3 separate regions of the Homo sapiens genome follow, and all the other regions are linked to region 1. Evidence: chromatin contacts called from ENCODE Hi-C or POLR2A ChIA-PET data. All regions are on one chromosome and are shown on one strand. The core of a region is the stretch at or near the end of the contact, and the rest is flanking DNA. Distances in the headings are between cores, read along the strand shown. Region 1 has its middle 4.4 kb from the start of BICRAL. Region 2 overlaps TRERF1 (transcriptional regulating factor 1). Region 3 overlaps TRERF1 (transcriptional regulating factor 1).

Region 1 (3,842 bases), core at 707-3,206:
CATTCAGTGATTTAGTATTACACAGTATCATTGAGGTGTTTTCTCAGATATTTTGCTTCAAATGCAGCCAAGGGCTCCTTGGAACAGTAATCTTTGCATAAATTAGCATATTTTTCTACACCTGATGGTTGGACCAACCAGTTTTCTAATTGGCTTGGAAAATTTTTTAAACATGTTTTAAGTTGCCTTTGGATTGGCTGGGATGTAATTATAATACCCATTTCTAAGAATTACATTTCAAGAGTCCATATATTATGCATTGCAATTAGGACCAACCAAGCAAGTTTTACAGCTGTTGCTCCACAGCTCCAATGATATGTGTGTGTGTGTGTGTGTGTGTGTGTGTGTGTGTGTGTGTGTGTGTGTGTTTTTCTTGAGACAGGATCTCCCTCTGTGACTCAGGCTGGAGTGCAGAGGCATGATCATATCTCACTATAGCCTGGAACTCCTGGGCCCCAGGAATCCTCTAGCCTCAGCCTTCCTAGTAGCTGGGAATATAAGTGCACACCAGCACACTCAGCCAATTTTTTTAGTTTTTTAGAGACGGGTCCAGCCTGACCAACATGGCGAAACCCCATCTCTACCAAAAACACAGAAAAAAAAAAAATTAGCCAGGCGTGGTGGCAGGCGCCTGTAATCCCAACTACTCAGGAGGCTGAGGCAGGAGAATTGCTTGAACTCAGGAGGTGGAGGTTGCAGTGAGCCAAGATTGCGCCATTGCACTCCAGCCTGGGCGACAGAGCAAGACTCCGTCCCTCCCCCACCCCGCAAAAAATAAGAGACAGGGTCTTGCTTTGTTGCCCCCTGGGTTTTGAACTCCTGGGATCAAGTGATCCTTCCGCCTCAGCCTCTCAAACTGCTGGTATTACAGGTGTAAGCCACAGTGCTGGGCCCTCCAATAAAACAGTAATGGATTTCGGAAAGCTATCCTCTCAAGTCAGCCAGAATTGCAAGGAAACTGAAATCTGACTTTGAAAAATGACCTAACAAACCTGAATTTATATACTCATAAAGAGCTTAGGGCATTGCAGGCTTTTTAAAGAGAATGTCCAAATACAAGAACATTGACATTTATTGAAGGTCTTCTAAGTGCCACCAGGCACTATGCTAGATACTTATACACATTATCATATGAACTTTCACTCAAACCCGAAGAATAAGGTTTAATTATCTTGATTTTGTAAATGAGGTTCCCAATAGGATAGTTTCAGCAATTTGCCTGGGAACATCAGTCTAATAAGGGCAGACAGGAGAACCAAGTCTGGCTGACCCCAAAACTCACGCTCTGTCAGGCCTGAAAAGGATCTTTGGAACAAGCAGTCTTTGCTGTTTCAATGTTAACATTAGAGTCCAGTGGTGTGGTACAGAGGGGACAACTGTCTAATTAGTAAAGACCTACTTTGAGAATGCCAGTTGTCCAACCTAATTTTAAGTCTGGAGGAGTTTACAAAATACTGGGACACAGTAGGAGAATTTCAGATTCTCCAGGTACAACCAAAATTGTAATTATTTAATAATATGGCAAAACAAAAACAACTTTTTCCCCAGATTATTACAAAACTTCATTTAAATGAGGGATATGCTTTGTATATTAAAATTTAAAATTATAGTTTATATAGACAGGATTTTGGTAGTGAATGTAAGATTAGAAAACTTTTTAAGAGGAAAGTTCTTAAAATGGCTTTACTATATGCAAATAGCTTTAATTGTATTCTCTACAATTTAATTATGTACAATAAAATGGCCACTCCTATGATTCCCATCTGTGTATGTGACTTAGAAAGAAAGGCAACTGGACAGTAAAAAAAAAGAGGATGGAAATATAATTGAAATGTTCTAACACATGCTTGGACCTCCAAATAAACAGGCCCAGTGTCCACATAACAATGAAAAGTGAAAGTGTTTTTCTTTTTTTCCCTCCAAATGTTCCCCTTGGTTGGTTAAACATTCTCAGAAGTGGAGAATGAAAATGCTGGAGATTGAGTAGTGATATGCATGACCAGATGTATCCAGATCACAGAAATACCAACACATACCAGAAGAGTTAGTAAGTGTTCTATAGAGTGTTTGTGAAGCAAATTTTTTTAAATTATCGGTGTGCATAAATAAGGTATATACTTTTATTTGTACATATAGATGTACTTATATTCTGAGGTTTAAGTGTACTGGCTCTGTATTCAGACTGACCTGGGTTCAAATTCTAATTTTGTCACTTACCAGGTGTGTGGCTTTGGGCAAGTCATTTCACCACTCAAGGCTTCAACTTCCTCATCTATAAAATGGGGATGATTATAGTACCCACCTCTGAGAGTTATTTTAAGCGTTCAGGAACTAGTGTAAAATGTTTAGCATGGTGTCTGAAACATAATGAGAGTTCAATACATTCAACTGTACTGCCTTATTTTAGTTATGTGTCAGGTTAAGCCCTGTGAGATCTTCCCATGTGAATATTCAATGGCAGTCTCCTATGATTCAACCTAATATGTTTCTCTTATGTTCCCTCCTGGATAGGGAGCTCCTCAAGGATGCCAGACCATCATCTGCAAACTTAAATTCTCTAAGAGCCTAGCAGAGTTATTTTGTATATAGTTTGCTCACAATCAATGCTTTTGCAATAAAAGCAACATAGCCCAGTCCACAAGATCTACAAGAAATTAGCATATCTCTGTCTAGAGACCCATATATTAAGGGGGTAAAGTAGATCTCCTTAAACCATGTAAAACCATTGCCCAGTTGATTACAGGCAGTACTATACAGCCTAATGGTTTAGAGTTCTCTCTCTCCAGTTTTATTACTGCCATTTTTTAGCCACGTGATTTTGGCCTAGTTTAAAAATTTCTCTCACCTAAGTTTCCTCATCTGTAAAATGGAGATAGTAATAACCTATATCTCAGGTTGGTTGGAGGAGAGTTCAGTAATATTAAGTATATAAAACCTTTGCTTTGGCCAGGTACGGTGGCTCATGCCTGTAATCCTAACACTTTGGGAGGCTGAGGCAGGAGGGTCGCTTGAGCCCAGGAGTTTGAGACCAGCCTGGGCAACATGGTCAGATCCCATTTCTACAAAAAATACAAAAATTAGCTGGGCATGGTGGCATGTGCCTGTGGTCCCAGCTACTTGGGAGGCTGGGGTGGGAGGATCACTTGAGTCTGGGAGGTTGAGTCTGTAGTGAGCCATGATCAAGCCACTGCACTCCAGCCTGGGCGACAGAGCAAGACCCTGTCTCAAAAATAAAAAAATAATAATAAAAATAAGGGCCGGGCTCAGTGGCTCATGCCTGTAATCCCAGCACTTTGGGAGGCCAAGATAGAAGGATCACAATGTCAGGAGTTCAAGACCAGCCTGGCCAAGAGACCAGCCTGGTCAATATGGTGAAACCCCATCTCTACTAAAAATACAAGAATTAGCCAGGTGTGGTGGCGGGTGCCTGTAATCCCAGCTACTCGGGAGGCTGAGGCAGGAGAATTGCTTGAATCCAGGAAGCAGAGGTTGCAGTGAGCTGAGATTGCACCATTGCACTCCAGCCTGGGTGACAGAGAAAGACTCTGACTCAAAATAAATAAATAAATAAAATAAAAAACCTTTGCTTCAGTGTCCCATATATAGTATTGAATAACAGTTGCCATTATTGTTGTGGTTGTTGTTGTTATTAAAAGTACCGTGGAATTATTTTCAAAGCAATGATAAGCAATTTATTGGAGTGATTACAAATGTTTTCAATACCTTGCCTACATTATTTTATTCAATATATGAATTTAAACACTTCACATCATCCTTGTAGAGGACTAAAGCTATTTGTCTCTATATTAAATGACATGTTTCAAGCTGGTTATTTTCCTTGA
Region 2 (4,443 bases), core at 430-2,929, 350 kb after region 1:
ACAGTAGTCCTTAGCCCCCCTGAGGCCCTGTCTTTCTACAGCTCTCCTCCTCATTCCTCCTCTCCAGCCCCATATCTGGTATGCGCTTGCCTCAGGGCCTTTGCACAGCCGTCCTCTCTGCTGGGGTTGCTCTTCCAGAACCTAGATACTCATCTGCATTGCTCCCTCCCGGCCCTCTTTCAAGTCTTGGCTCAGAAGTCTGTCTCTTTCTCAACAGGGCTTTCCTCACCTCTCCAGTTAGGTGCGCCACACCTTCGCCCGAATGACCCATCCCCTTTACTTGCTCTGTTGTTCCTTTTCTTCCAAAACACTTCAGCCTGTTCCCGTCCTCTGTAGTTTGCTTGTTCATTATCTTTGTTGCCAGTCCTCCCTCTCCTAGAATGGGTTTGTTCACTGCTGCATCCGAAGCCCTCGGAAGAGTGCCCAGCACACAGTAGGCGCTCCGTAAATATATGTCCAGTGCTGTGTCCTTGGGGGCTCGGGAGGGCCCCCAGCTCAACAGACTTTTATCACATCTCAGGATCTGGATAATCTCTTTGCCTGTAGGAATTTTTTTTAATTAAGATTTTTATCATTGTCATCCCCTTCCCCCTTCCAGTTCATTTAAGACTGTTATGAAACAAAACTCATTATGCTTCAAAATCTGACAGAGCTAAGGCCCCGGAGAAAGTGAGAGGAGGCGGTAGCAGGGGGTGCTTCCTTCCATTTCCCCCCCTCCGTGGTTTTCTCCTGTGGTTGGTTCACTTAGGACGGCCCGGAGCCTACTGGGTTGAGGTGAGTAGGGCTTCCCAGACCTCGCAGGGTCCATCCACGGGAAAGTCTGTTGTCAGCCAGAGAAGAGAATGCTACCTTCCCAGGGCAGGGGGTTTCTCCAGACACCAGTGCTCAGGATGGAAGAAAAAAGGAAGCAGACTGGAGAGGAAAGGAGAGAGAAGTGAGGTGCATTTTGCATGGCTCAGCTGGAGGAATACTGTCACTAGAGAAATTAGGAGTGTGGTCCTCCTTGGGTGTGACTTAGTTTTCACTTAAAATAATGAGTGGCTTTCATTCATTTGTTCAGTAACATTCACCCAGCGCCTGCTGGGCACAGATGGGGTTGAAGGGCATGTGGGCCTGGGACCGGAGTCAAGTCTCCAACCACAGCTCAGCCTGCTGCGAGAGGGACAGTGCCAGGGGACCTTGGGTGTGACCCAGGGCTCAGAGCCAGTGTATTGGACTTCTCTATCTGTGGGTTCCTGGGAAGTGGGAAGGCCTGCTGGGAATAATTAATGTGTGGAAGGGAGGGAGAGGGAGGCAGGGCTTCATGAGGAAGTGGCTTAGACTCCTCCCAGCATTCTTTTCTAAACATTTCCCTAAATGAATCCATCCTCAGGCCTTTCGGAGTCAGGGCTGACCTGTCCTCTGACTTCTGCAGGGCAAGGGTTGGTTCTAGGCCTCAAGGCTTCAACTGTTAATCTCCTTTGGAGTTTTGGTTTTTCCATATGAACAAAGGAAGGGAGCTTAGTGATAGTCTTGGATCACTATGGGGATAGGCCAGTCTCACAGAATTATTGACAGACTGTCAGTGTGCTGTGATGTAAGATGTGTGAATCTGATAAAAGCTGCCTGAAGAGAGCCTCAGCTCTGGAGACCTGGGGTTTCACCCTCTCGCACCCCCTCCACCCCAATCTTGGTGTCTCATCTGCTAATAAAGTAGCAACGCCCACTGATTTGAGTTTCACCTCCTTTCATTTCCTCTCTCCTGTCTTCGGGTACTCGGGCCATAATGAGCTTCAAAAAGCCAACAGCTGAATGATCAGCCTCTGAATAATCAAGTCTGCAGAACTAAAAATATTCAGTTACATTATAATGCAGATGGTACTGATAAATTAAGGGGAAAATCATTGAGCCTACAATTGTTTTCCGATGCATTGTCCCTACCAGAAGTTACATAGAAAATAAATGAAATGATTTCACCTTAGTCAGTCTGGGCCTGTAGCTTAGTTGCTTAGAATATAAGGCTCAGGAGGCCAAAATCCTACTTTGAGCCCCACTTGGGGATTATTACAGCATCTTGACTGGTTACCCAGACTTGACTCCTATTTCCGGCCCTAGATGTCATGCCAAGCTCTTACCAGCTGTTTCCCACTGCAAGCAGTGGCTGCATGATACTTACCTTAGCTCTAGGGTGTATATGACTTGGTGTAATCTTATCTCTTTCATGGAAGAAACTGTTCAAGGTATACATACCTCCTAATGATGGTGTCAAGAGTCTGATTTTTTTTTTATATATATTAAAAAGAATGTGCTGGGTGTGGTGGCTCATGCCTGTAATTCCAACATTTTGGGAGGCTGAGGCGGGAGGATCATTTGAGCCTAGGAGTTCAAGACCAGCCTGGGCAACATAGGAAGACCTTGTCTCTACAAAAAATACAAAGATTAGCCAGGTGTGGTGGCACACACCTGTAGTCCCAGCTACTCGGGAGGCTGAGGTGGGAGGATTGCTTGAGCCTGGCAGGTGGAGGCTGCAGTGAGCCGAGATGGCATACCACACTCCAGCCTGGGTGACAGAATGAGACCTCGTCTCAAAAAAAAAAAAAAGTAAGGCAGGGCAAGGTGGCTCACACCTGTAATCCCAGTGCTTTGGAAGATGGAGGCAGGAGGATCCCTTGAGCCCAGGAGTTCAAAACCAGCCTGGGCAACATAGTGAGATCCTGTCTCTACAAAAAAGTTAGCTGGGCATAGTGGTGCACGCCTATAGTCCTAGCTACTTGGGAGGCTGAAGTGGGAGAATTTCTTGAGCCCAGGTGTTTGAGGCTGCAGTGAGCTATGATTGCATCATTGAATTTCAGCTGGGTGGTAGAGTGAGACCTTGTCTCCATCAAAATTTAACAAACAATAAACCAAAGAACGTATTTCTCATTTGCTAAGCATTTATGTGCCCTAGGTGAATAAGCCTTAGTTCTTTTTTAAAAACAAATTTATTTATGTATTTTTTATAGAGATAGGTTCTTGCTACATGGACCAGGCTGGTCTCGAGCTTCTGGCCTCAAGTGATCCTCCCATCTCAGCCTCCCAAAGTGCTAGGATTATAGGCACTTTGGGAGGCTGAGATTATAGGATTATAGGCGTGAATCACTGCGCCCAGCCCTTAGTTCTTATATATTACCTTGGTTTAGGTTAATTGAAGTAAATAAACCTATAATAATTTGATATAAGGTTTTAAATGTATATAATACATTCGTAAGTGAATTTATTAATTCAATAAGTATTATTCCAGTATATGCAGAATTCTAGGCTAAGCATTAGATCAAAGATTGGCAAACTTTCTATAAAGGGCTAGAGAGTAGATATTTTTACTTTGTGGGCCGTATCTCTGTCCTAACTACTCAACTTTGCTGCTGTAGCACAAAAGCAGTCACAGATCACTCGTAAATGAATGAGCGTGTCTGCGTTCCAATCATACTTCATTCACAAAACCAGGTGTTTGGCCAGGTTTAGCAGCAGGTCATATTTGCTGATCCCTGGTCTGACGGCTTCCACCTCTTTGTTAGAGAGACAGCTACGAACAAAATAGATGTGATCATGACCCACATGGAGTTTTCATTCTTTTTGGGAATAATTATTTGTAGCATTGCTTTGAAACCAGACCTGTTACAAATAGTTGACAAGTAGCTCCTGGGGGACATTGGAAATCTAGGTAACTTTACTGAAGAAAGGTTCTAGTGAACACCCATTTCTATTTATATTACCCACTGGTGTCTGTGTGGGGGTACTGTGTTTACTCACATTTGGCATGTAGGTACTATTTTTGAGTTGCTTTCTTTTCACTTCACAGAGTTTCATGTTTATTTACATATGTTGGTCTGGATTATATAATTTTAGTGGCTACATAGTATTTCTTGCTGAGTTAAGATATGTCATGTGCCCGGTGTGTAGTAGGCATTTGCTAGATGTTTGCTTTCAGTTTGCAGTAAAAGCCTTTCAGAGTTGGAAAGGGATTGGTTTCTGCAGAACTGAAGGGGAAACCATTGACTTGGGAGAACCCTAGGAGAGATGGGCCTGGATGATGTCCGCTTGCCAACTTGCTGGGTGACACCTAGCATCTTGCAGCCAGGGAAGTGTCAAGTATGTATGTCAGTGCAAATGTAAGGGACAGACTGGAGGGTGACCTTGTATTCCAGAGCCCTGCTCCCCACGTGCAGGGAAAGTCTTTGTGGGATGTGGAGCAAAACTTGGAGCCTGGGGAGGTTTGTGGGGGCAAGTGGGGAGGAAAAGCAGCCCCATGCAGAGAAGATAAAAAGCCCAGGGGGCCGGCGGGGCACTGGCTCACGCCTGTAATCCCAGCACTTTGGGAGGCCGAGGTGGGCGGATCACGAGGTCAGGAGTTCGAGACCAGCCTGGCTAACATAGTGAAAACCTGTCTCTACTAAAAATACAAAAAATTAGCTGGGCGTGGTGGCT
Region 3 (3,885 bases), core at 1,322-3,821, 440 kb after region 1:
GGAAAGAGTTTTACAGCCAAGACTGTTGAAGACAGGAAGAACTGCTTTATGAGACAGTGAGTCCCCATCATTAGAGGTATGCAAGGAGAGCTGGCTAGCCACTTGTGGATAACACTGTAGAAGGGATTTAAGCACTGTATGGATGATTAGGCTAGACTTTGACAGCATTTTCTTTTCTTTTCTTTTCTTTTTTTTTGAGCCTGGAGCTTCTGTGATTCTCAGGCATAGTTAGAAAATAGATTTAATTTCCCAGGCCTCCTGTTCAGGGTGATTAATAGTGGCTGCCTGGAACAGAGGTGAGAAGGATGTGGGACTCTTGGGTCTACTAGCAATGTCTGCCATGAGTAGGGGCTGGAGTTGCAGGATACCCACTATTTGCCATCTCCTTTACAGTGGAGATTGTCCAGTGGTGACCTTTGACCCCAGGTCAAGCCAAAGTATAGGGTGACCAACCACCCTAGTTTGCCTAGGGCTGAGGGAGTTCCTGGGACATGGTCTTTCAACTTTAAAACCAAGACAATCCCAGGAAAGCTAGGATGAACTGAATGCCCTAAGCGGAAGGGACAGTCATCAGCAACTGCGTGTTGGGCTTTCATTTCTGCTCAGGACAGTGGGAATCTTTACCTCCTCAGAGCACTGGCATGGGCCTCTGCCCTCAGGGGGAGCCCAGTAGACACATGCAGAATAAATGAGTTGGATGCAGTTCCTGGAAAATGGTTGCAGTATCCTTGCAATTAATTAATTTGTTTAATTAAGTAAAATGATTTCACTAATTATATGTACAGGAGATTGCACATTTCATTAAGCCGAGCAGATGGCTCTACTAATAATTACCAAAGCCTGGGATTGTGGGAGGGGAATGTCTATGTATGACTTGATATTGAACATTCATTATGCCATCCTTCTTACAAAGGAAGTTGAGACTCCTACCCCATCACATCCAACATGAACTGATGAAGAAATGTTTAGTGTTCTTGTAGTAGTGCCAGTGGATTATGGTAACTTGCCCTTTGGGACTGCTGGTCATTTTTTTTCGTGAAACAACTGGCAAGTAAAGGCTGTGGGCTCCATGGCTTTGGAAGAGGGAGCCATGCTAGGGGTAGACCTGGGGCCTTGGCATCATTCAGACCTTTGCTAACCCACTGAATTGTGATAGTAGGCCAAGTCTCCCAGAAAAAGAACAGGCACCCATCTCTGAGGTAAACATACCTTCCTGGGTTGCATTGTCCAAAACCTTGCTCTACGCCTGCTCCCTCCTGTTCCCGGGGCCTTAGACTCCGGGGCAGACCCATGAACAGATCCTCGGCAGAATGAAAATCCTTAGCAGACATACACACAGACCACCCAGTGCCTGTACTTTGGTGTGATTCAGCTGTCACAGAGTTGAATGTGATTCTTGAGTGTTTTCACTATGGTGATAAGAATGATGCTCATTGATATTTGGCCAGTACTGAGGATCTTGTTTGGGCCAGAAACTTCTTACAGTTATTTGTAATCCTTGAAACACCCTTGCAGGGCAGGTATTAATCTACAGATGAGATGGCCGAGGCTTGGAAGAGTTAAGTAATATGCTTAACATCACACAGAGCGGGGTTCAAACCTAGAGCTTTCTGTCTGTCAGTCCTCTTGTTTCTTCCACTCCTTGCTCCGCTGGTAAGTGATTTGAGGTCATGAAAACCCTGCACCCAAATCTGGAAGGATGTGGGGGGAATCCAGGCTGTGTTCTCCACTGTACACGGGGGACTGTTTTGGAACCCAGGAAGAAATGATGGGCCCTTGGCCCCTTAGAACTGGCAGGGTCCTTGGAGTAACTAGTTCTAAACAATTTCCCAGCACCCATAGGCATGAAGATCACCCCTTAAAATCCAATCAGCTAGGGGTGTTATGGAGGAAGGAGAAACTTCCTCCATCAGAGAAAGTTCTAGAAAGAAATTGATCATTTCAGAAGAATCCTCTGAGAATGTTAATTTACTGCGATCTGAGAAGAGTTTTCTTTTTTGCCGCTGGGTGCGGTGGCACACGTCTGTAGTCGCAGCTACTCAGGAGGCTGAGGTGGGAGGATCGCTTGAGCCTAGGAGTTCAAAGTTGCAGTGAGTTATGATTGCACCACTGCACTCCAGCCTGAGTGACAGAGCAAGACTCTGTCTCAAAATAAATAAATAAAATAAATTGAGGAGTTTTCTTTTTTGCCCATATTTATCACTCAGGAAAGGTGACCTTTCTGAAGCTTCTTATGTGGTGTGTGAAGAAGAAACAAAGCTAATACGGGGGGAAAATGCTACTTTTAAAAGAATAAATAGATTAATCTATGGGCTGATAAGTAGACGTTGAACATGGCAGCAATATTCATGTTTTGACAAATTGCACATTGCCACCAGAAAGAACCCTCAACCGTCTGTGAATGGGCCTGGTGAACCCTCATCCCTCTCTCTGCCTGCCCTCCCTCCAAGGTAGTCTTGGGGGTACTTAACACATCCCTTAAAGCTGTCACTCCACACTCCTTATGAGCTAGAGCAGTAATGGGGTGGTGTGTCTGAGTCACAAAAAAAATGTGAATCATTCTTGAAATGAGGGAGCCCTGAAAATATGAGTAATTTCTGTAGCAGGTACAGGTAAGAAATGGTTGTTTGGTTGTGACTGGCAACTGCTATGCAATTTCTGATTTTGACTTGATTGCTGTTGTTTTGAGGATAGGACAAGACTTAGCCCTGGGGTGGGTGCAGGGTGGAAAGACGTGGTGCCATTTGGACACAGTTCTTGCCTTTGAGCACTTCATACCCTAAAAGAGGTCAAGACATGTTGATGGTCGCAGAAAACATGTTGGTTTGAATATGTATTAAGTAGTAAACTGAAAGATAGAAATCTTATTCAGCATTAAAATAGACTTTTCTTAATCACGTATCTGATTAAATTCTGGTGGCTCCAGGGCTCAGCCACAGGTAGTGTCCAGATTCTCTCAGTCTACCTGGGAAAGAGCACTGGGCTAATTCATACATTGTGTTTCTGTTTACACATCTGTTCTCAGGAGAGCTACTTGTTCAGGGCCTGTTGTCTTTGTTGATCTGTCAGTCTGCATGGGTTTGGCTGAGGCTTGATACCTGCTATGAAATTCAAGGTTTGTTAAATAGAAACATAAACACACTTGTGAAATATCCTTATGTGCTTTTATTAGCTCAGAAAAGTAATCCAAGAAGTAAAGAAACAACATAATAGAATTTGCTTATTGTTTTTTGCAGCTTTGGGTACAATTCGTAGCTATTGAGTTTCCTGGGTTCAGAAGTAGTTGCTGCCTGAGGACTGATTGGACATTAAGACTTGATGTTTCAAAAGTGGGTTGGTTTTCCGACCCTGCTATTATATTGTGAGTTGGGGACGGAGGAGATGAATAGGAAAAGATGAAGGAAAAAAGGAGCAGAGGGTGGTACAAAAACTGATGGAAACAGTAAATAGGCAAGGAGGTGAAGCAGATGGAAGGAGAGACGTGGAGGACAGGAAAGACCATAGGCATGCTTTTGGCTGTAAGTAGCAGAAAAACAAAGGAATGGTGATGGAGAAACACATTTTCTCATAAACCAGAAGTTTGGATAGAGGCAGTGGTTATCTGGTATTGACCTGCAGTTCAGCAGTGACCTCAAGGATAGATAAGAGTTTTCAGTCTTTCCGCTTTGCCCTTCTTCGTGTTTTGGCTTTTCGGCCGAGTGCTGCTGCTTTCGTCAGTCCTGGCAGTAGCATGTGTTCACCCCTAGTTGCAAGAAAGGCTGGGAAAAAGATGATTTAGCTTTTCCAGCCTCTCTAGTGGAGGTGGGCAGGAGAGGTTAGGGATTACTGGTGGGTTAGTCAGCCAACTGTCTGGCACAGACCAATTGTGAAAAAAATATAAAGATA

Evidence for each region. Hi-C counts contacts between places; a loop is a spot of excess contacts on that map. ChIA-PET counts read pairs that join two places held with the same protein, here RNA polymerase II (POLR2A). Pooled maps may share reads with other maps.
Region 2: a loop to region 1 is called in a pooled map, with 2.6 times the contacts of the local background. The contact joins two enhancer-like sites. A Hi-C loop is called at or near these places in 1 of 37 single-sample maps with no recorded cell type and 1 of 50 pooled maps. POLR2A ChIA-PET finds 5 or more read pairs at or near these places in 2 of 52 experiments (SK-N-SH and WTC11).
Region 3: a loop to region 1 is called in a pooled map, with 3 times the contacts of the local background. The contact joins two enhancer-like sites. A Hi-C loop is called at or near these places in 1 of 50 pooled maps. POLR2A ChIA-PET finds 5 or more read pairs at or near these places in 4 of 52 experiments (BJ, activated CD4-positive, alpha-beta T cell, activated CD8-positive, alpha-beta memory T cell and 1 more).

Annotation. Positions count from the first base shown.
Region 1 is chr6:42,775,750-42,779,591 of GRCh38, reverse strand. It overlaps a transcript of BICRAL not described here. Among named protein-coding and RNA genes, the nearest start is that of BICRAL, 4.4 kb to the left of the region's middle. Within about 2 kb of position 1,956, at least 3 of the 41 ENCODE cell types and tissues checked have a DNase peak (open chromatin) inside an H3K27ac peak, as active enhancers do.
Region 2 is chr6:42,425,692-42,430,134 of GRCh38, reverse strand. The region is part of intron 2 of TRERF1 (transcriptional regulating factor 1); the gene reads left to right. Among named protein-coding and RNA genes, the nearest start is that of TRERF1, 24 kb to the left of the region's middle. RefSeq lists an enhancer at 774-863. Within about 2 kb of position 1,679, at least 10 of the 41 ENCODE cell types and tissues checked have a DNase peak (open chromatin) inside an H3K27ac peak, as active enhancers do.
Region 3 is chr6:42,338,882-42,342,766 of GRCh38, reverse strand. All of the region lies in intron 3 of TRERF1 (transcriptional regulating factor 1), which reads left to right. Among named protein-coding and RNA genes, the nearest start is that of TRERF1, 110 kb to the left of the region's middle. Within about 2 kb of position 2,571, at least 3 of the 41 ENCODE cell types and tissues checked have a DNase peak (open chromatin) inside an H3K27ac peak, as active enhancers do.